Regions from separate parts of the Homo sapiens genome. Here region 2 is linked to region 1. Evidence: read pairs that join two places in POLR2A ChIA-PET (ENCODE). Cell type or tissue: PC-9. All regions are shown on one strand. Each heading gives the region's core, and the rest is flanking DNA. Links, peaks and the distances in the headings are about the cores only. Region 1 overlaps LRP6 (LDL receptor related protein 6). Region 2 overlaps LRP6 (LDL receptor related protein 6).

Region 1 (2,818 bases), core at 17-2,516:
CATTGTATTCACCTGTTATGAAAAGGAAGCTTATCTTTACTGGTAAGGGGGTGTTAGGTTTAACATAAAGGAAGTATTTGTATCCAGTGCTTGTAAATATTAACTGAGATGTTTTATTAAAGAATAAAGGAAAATTTCCTTTTTCTTGTTGAGTAAATGCTATTTTGTCCTAAATTTTCTCTTGTAATATACCTGCATCCAATAAATATTCTTTTACTTATGACATATTTTTGAAAATGTGTTTTGAGAGTGGGGTGCTGCTTGGCTTCTTGGTTGGTTACTGTTATAAAATAGGTATTAGCAGGGAGTTTAGATGACTAAAAGACCCCATGGGGTGGGTAATGGTAAAAGTCTAAGAGAAGATGATAAATATGAAGAACTGTCCTGCAACCAGATCAGAGCAGAAGGGTCAAAGCCAGTAGGAAAGACACTTTTCTTTTATATAAAGTGTCTTACTTTAATCCTTACATCAACTAGTGAAGTATTCACTTTGCAGATGAAAATTAAAACTATGGTCACATGATTATCCAAGACTGGTATTAATAGAGCTAATGTTAAATCTATGAGACATTATTGGTGTAAAAAATAGATATTAAACAAGTAGATTAGGAAAATACTGTACGTTACAATTTGTAACGTGATAAAAGGAGTGGGAATCAAGAGGGAAGGGACGTCATACTAGAAGAATTTACCGTTAGGAAAGAAAAAATCAGTTTATATCAGTATCTCATGTCATACTTCAGATACATTTTAGATGGATAAAAATTTTTAAGTGAAAACTTAAACATCAAATGAAAACGTGAATGTTTAATCTTTGAAGAGAGAAGGGCTTTTTAAGCATGAAAGCAATGAAAGAAATTGCAAAGAAAAATACTGATTCAACCAAATTTTGATTCAAGCAAAAAAAGACAAAGAAAAATATTTGTAACAGATATATTAATAATAGAGTTAGCCTTGATATATAAAAAGTGCATACAAATTAATAAGAAAAATGTTTAATCCCCAATAGCTAAACTGAAAAAAATAGTAAATGTTTTTCCTACTTTGTCTCTAAAAGGATTTAAGATGTTTTAGGAAGATATAAAAAAGTGATGCAAAATAAATAAATGTATTAATTTTATAAAATAAAATTTTAAAATTGAGATGGAAATATAAGAGTATACATGTAAGATGAGACCAGGAGTGAAAATATACATACCAAAACATATGTCATTAATTCCCATATACTTCCACACACATTTGATTTTAAGCCAGATTCCTTAGGGAAGAAAGTATCAGGTATGAGTTAATGTCCTTTAGATAAAAGCTGTTCACTGAAAAAAATATTTACTCCAGATGATGAAACCAGTTTCTTCCCATTAGTCCTCTAAAGAAGCTGCTATATGATATAATGAAAAATATATTCAACAATATCTTTATAATATCCACAGTGACACATTTCTTTGGCATTTGTCCCTGCGGCATCTGGGCAAAGTGCAATTCAGTTAAAGCAGGTGAGGTGAGCTGGATAAGTTCTAATTCTCAAGACCAAGAATTCTCAAGGTCAAGGACAAAATTTTCCTCAGAAACTAATTTTGATGTATTTATTAGAAAGGTAGTTGAAGTTCTCATAGAGCATGACTGAAATAAATTTACCTTAAAAAAAATAAAATTCTCTCTATGAGACCATTTAATGAAAAAGTCAGTGAAGCATATATAGCTTCCAGATTTGAGTGACAGGATATTCTAGTATACCTTCTGAGACAAACTAGTTGCAAAATATATAAAGAGACTGATTATATAGAATCATGAATAAACCAGTGAAACTATAAGTTTTGCTATGGAAATCTGTATGGTGGGGACACAAAGGACAGAGTATTCACTTTTACTTGGCAGGGGGGCGGTGGGGATGCACTATTTTAGGGTGGTGCTTGTTAGCCGAGCAGTTGTTGGCTAGAGGGACAAGGTGTGGAAGTGGGTAATAATTTTTAGTCAGTAGAAATATTATGTGACAGGCTCTCTTCATGCTTTTGTGCATTCAAAGAAAAGCAGCTCATAACTGGAGCATAGTAGAATAATGTAATCATTAAAATAAAATTTTACCTGTATTTTTCAAGGATACGGCCTTGGTAATAAGACAGATACAAGAGGTCTCACGAGCAGGTGAGTGCAGACCATTATTAAATATTTGAGTGCTGACTGTGTACTTGGCATTATGCTAGATTGTTTTAGGATAGGGGATACAACAAAAAATAAAACAAAGTCCTTGTTTTCAAGGACCTGGAATCTAGAGTGGTGAAAACATATGAGTAAACAGTCCTAATACTGTATTTGAAATGTACAGAGATGTAGTTTGTACCTGGAGCATAGTATCAGAATAACGTGCAGGAGCACAGAGGAGAGTATGCTTGAAGGGGGCATTCCTGACAGTTAATATTTCATTTTTATTAAACTTAGAGGCGCTCAAAATGCATCACCTTTGATTCTTTGGAAAGAGGAATGACGTATAACAGCAATTTTGAAAAATTACTAGAGTTAGCATTTTCTTTGATGATAGTTGGGAATTAAATTGATGTAATCTGTTACCCGCTTTCAGGTTATAATCTTTATCTTCTAGTAGTGGTTTACCAATGTTATTTCTGAATTAAATATATTCTTTGCATTATGTCCACTAACTTTTTAAAAGTAATCGACTAGACTGGGTGCTTAAGGCTGTTCATGAGGTTCTTATTTTCTCCAGGGCAACCAGTTTATACATTCAGAATTTCATGATGATGCATACTGTCACAAGCAAGTAATTAGGTAGAATTATTATCCCTATTGAGGGACAGGTAAAAAC
Region 2 (2,818 bases), core at 272-2,771, 50 kb before region 1:
CCAAGGAGAAAAATCTGATTGATTTGTTGCATTTAGGTCATTTTTTTCCCCCACAAAGAATTGGGGCTTTAACATTGGCTGGGTGTGATGGGGTATGTGAGAGTCTGGGAGACCTTCTGTCCTGTAGCCCTGTTGAATTAGTAGCAGAAAGCCAGGGAATACTGTTAGTGCTGTGTCCCTATCTCTATCATCACATGACAAGGTATAAAGGAAAGATTTGGGAATTTCAATACTAAAATCTTGGATTTAAAGCCCAAGTGTCACAACTTCATAACTTTGTGGTTCTGGTCTAGTCCGCTTCTCTAGGTCTCAGTTTCTTTACTGGTAGTGTGGATAATGATACCTGACTAGTTTGCAGGGTTATTGGGTGTTTTAAATGAAATAATATGGAGTACCTTGTTAATGTTACTTTTTGCTATAATTTTTGCTTGTTCAGGGACATATCCTCAAATGCTTTCATGATTTGAGATTTAATTTGTATAACGTTCACAATTTTTTTTTTTTTAAAGAGACAAAGTCTTGCTTCATCACTCAGTCTGGGGTGCAGTGGTGTAATCACAGCTCATTGCAGTCTCAAAGTCTTGGGCTTAAGTGATCCTCCTGCTTCATCCTCCCAAAGCTCTGAACTATAGGCACGTGCCACTATGCCCCCAATTTTTTGTAGATATGGGGTTGGTGTGGGGGTGTCTTGATATGTTGCCCAGGCTGGTCTCCAACTCCTGGCCTCAAGTGATCCTCTCAAAGTGCTGGGATTACAGGTTACAGGTGTGAGCCACCATGCTTGGCCAGGTTCACGAATTCCTATTTTTTTTTTGGAGGTAGGGTCTTGCTCTGTTGCCTAGGCTGGAGTGCAGTGGCATGATCGCTGCTCACTGCAGCCTGGACCTCCTGTGTTCATGTGATCTTCCCACCTCAGCCTCCCAAGTAGCTGGGACCACAGTTGTGTGCCATAACACTTGGCTAATTTTTATAGAGCCAGAGTTTTGCTATGTTGCCCAGGATGGTCTTAAACTCCTGGGCTCAAGTGATCCTCCCACCTCCGCCTCTCGGAGTTCTGGGATTACAGGTGCAGATTCACACATTCTTTTTTTTTTTTTTGAGACGGATTCTTGCTCTGTTGCCCAGGCTGGAGTGCATTGGTGTGATCTCCGCTCACTGCAAGCTCTGCCTGCCGGGTTCACGCCTTTCTCCTGCCTCAGCCTCCTGAGTAGCTGGGACTCATTTTTTTGTATTTTTTAGTAGAGACGGGGTTTCACTGTGTTAGCCAGGATGGTCTCCATCTCCTGACCTCGTGATCCGCCCACCTCGGCCTCCCAAAGTCCTGGAATTACAGGCGTGAGCCACCACGCCCGGCCAGATTCACACATTCTTTTTTTTTTTTTAAAGACAGAGTTTCGCTCTTGTTGCTCAGGCTAGAGTGCAATGGCATGATCTCGGCTCACTGCAACCTCCGCCTCCCGGGTTCAAGCGATACTCCTACCTCAACCTCCTGAGTAGCTGGAATTACAGGCATGCACCACCATGCCCAGCTAATTTTTTTTTTTTTTTTGTATTTTTAGTAGAGATGGGGTTTCTCCTTGTTGGTCAGGCTGGTCTCGAACTCCCGACCTCAGGTGATCTGCCCATCTCGGCCTCCCAAAGTGCTGGGATTACAGGTGTGAGCCACCACGCCTGGCCCAGATTCACACATTCTTAAAAGTGAAAGGGATCTTGGTCGTTTGAGCCTCACCAGTTTATTTGTAAGTGGGGAAACTCAGATTCAGAGATACTGTAATTTAATAAAGGTAGGTTAATTAAAGATGGGGCAGGGATTTATTATTCATTCTTTTAGCAAATATGTATGGAATACCTCCTATATGTCAGCCTCTGGTACTGATGGTGAGTAAAACAATGTGTTTCCTAATCTAACGGGCCTCACAGTTTAGGTTGCCATCCTTACCATTTTCTTAGTTCCATTCGGATACTGATGAGAAAAAATAATATCTGATCTTCTGCTGGAAGTATTTTTGATAAGAATATAGGTTTTGGAATACCATCGGTGTGTGTAATCTGTGAAATACTATTTCTTAGCTTGCTTTTTTTTTTTTTTTTGAGACGGAGTCTCGCTCTGTCGCTCAGGCTGAAGTGCAGTGCCGCGATCTTGGCTCACTGCAATCTCTGCCTCCTTGGTTCAAGCGATTCTCCTGTCTCAGCCTCCTGAGTAGCTGAGACTACAGGTGCCTGCCACCATGCCTGACTTATTTTTGTATTTTTGTATTTTTTTGGTTTTTGAGACGGTATCTCACCCTGTCGCCCAGGCTGGAGTGCAGTGGCATGATCTCAGCTCACTGCAACCTCTCCCTCCTGGGTTCAAGCAATTCTCCTGTTTCAGCCTCCTGAGTAGCTGGGACCACAGGCTCACACCACCATGCCCGGATAATTTTTATATTTTTAGTAGAGACGGGCTTTCACCATATTGGTCAGGATGATCTTGAACTCCTGACCTCAAGTTATCCACCTGCCTTGACCTCCCAAAGTGCTGGGATTACAGGTGTGAGCCACTGTGCCCGGCCTAATTTTTGTATTTTTAGTAGAGATGGGGTTTCACCATATTGGTCAGGCTGGTCTCGAACTCCTGACCTCAGGTGATCCACCCACCTCTGCCTCCCAAAGTGTTGGGATTACAGGCGTGAGCCACCGCGCCTGGCCTTTTTAGCTTTTTTTGAGGAGGCTTGTTATATAAAAATTCTTCGTTACTTTTTTTTGTTTTGGTGGGCTGGTAAATATTGTTGGAACAAACCACTAATGTTTTGCATCTTGTATTTCTGTAGAAGCGATC

The links. Peaks named below come from ENCODE experiments on the same cell type or tissue, not always from the same donor. Only the 100,000 strongest peaks of a DNase experiment are listed, where the experiment ranks them.
Region 2: POLR2A ChIA-PET joins it to region 1 with 10 read pairs; 13 of 35 experiments call an interaction of 5 or more read pairs at or near these places.

What each region holds. Positions count from the first base shown.
Region 1 is chr12:12,211,584-12,214,401 of GRCh38, reverse strand. The region is part of intron 2 of LRP6 (LDL receptor related protein 6); the gene reads left to right. Among named protein-coding and RNA genes, the nearest start is that of LRP6, 54 kb to the left of the region's middle. In PC-9, for the core only: no CTCF peak of the experiment used is centred there; a DNase peak (open chromatin) is centred at 1,391; H3K27ac peaks cover 32 bases.
Region 2 is chr12:12,261,831-12,264,648 of GRCh38, reverse strand. The region is part of intron 1 of LRP6 (LDL receptor related protein 6); the gene reads left to right. Among named protein-coding and RNA genes, the nearest start is that of LRP6, 3.8 kb to the left of the region's middle. RefSeq lists an enhancer at 775-1,275. In PC-9, for the core only: no CTCF peak of the experiment used is centred there; no DNase peak of the experiment used is centred there; H3K4me3 peaks cover 452 bases.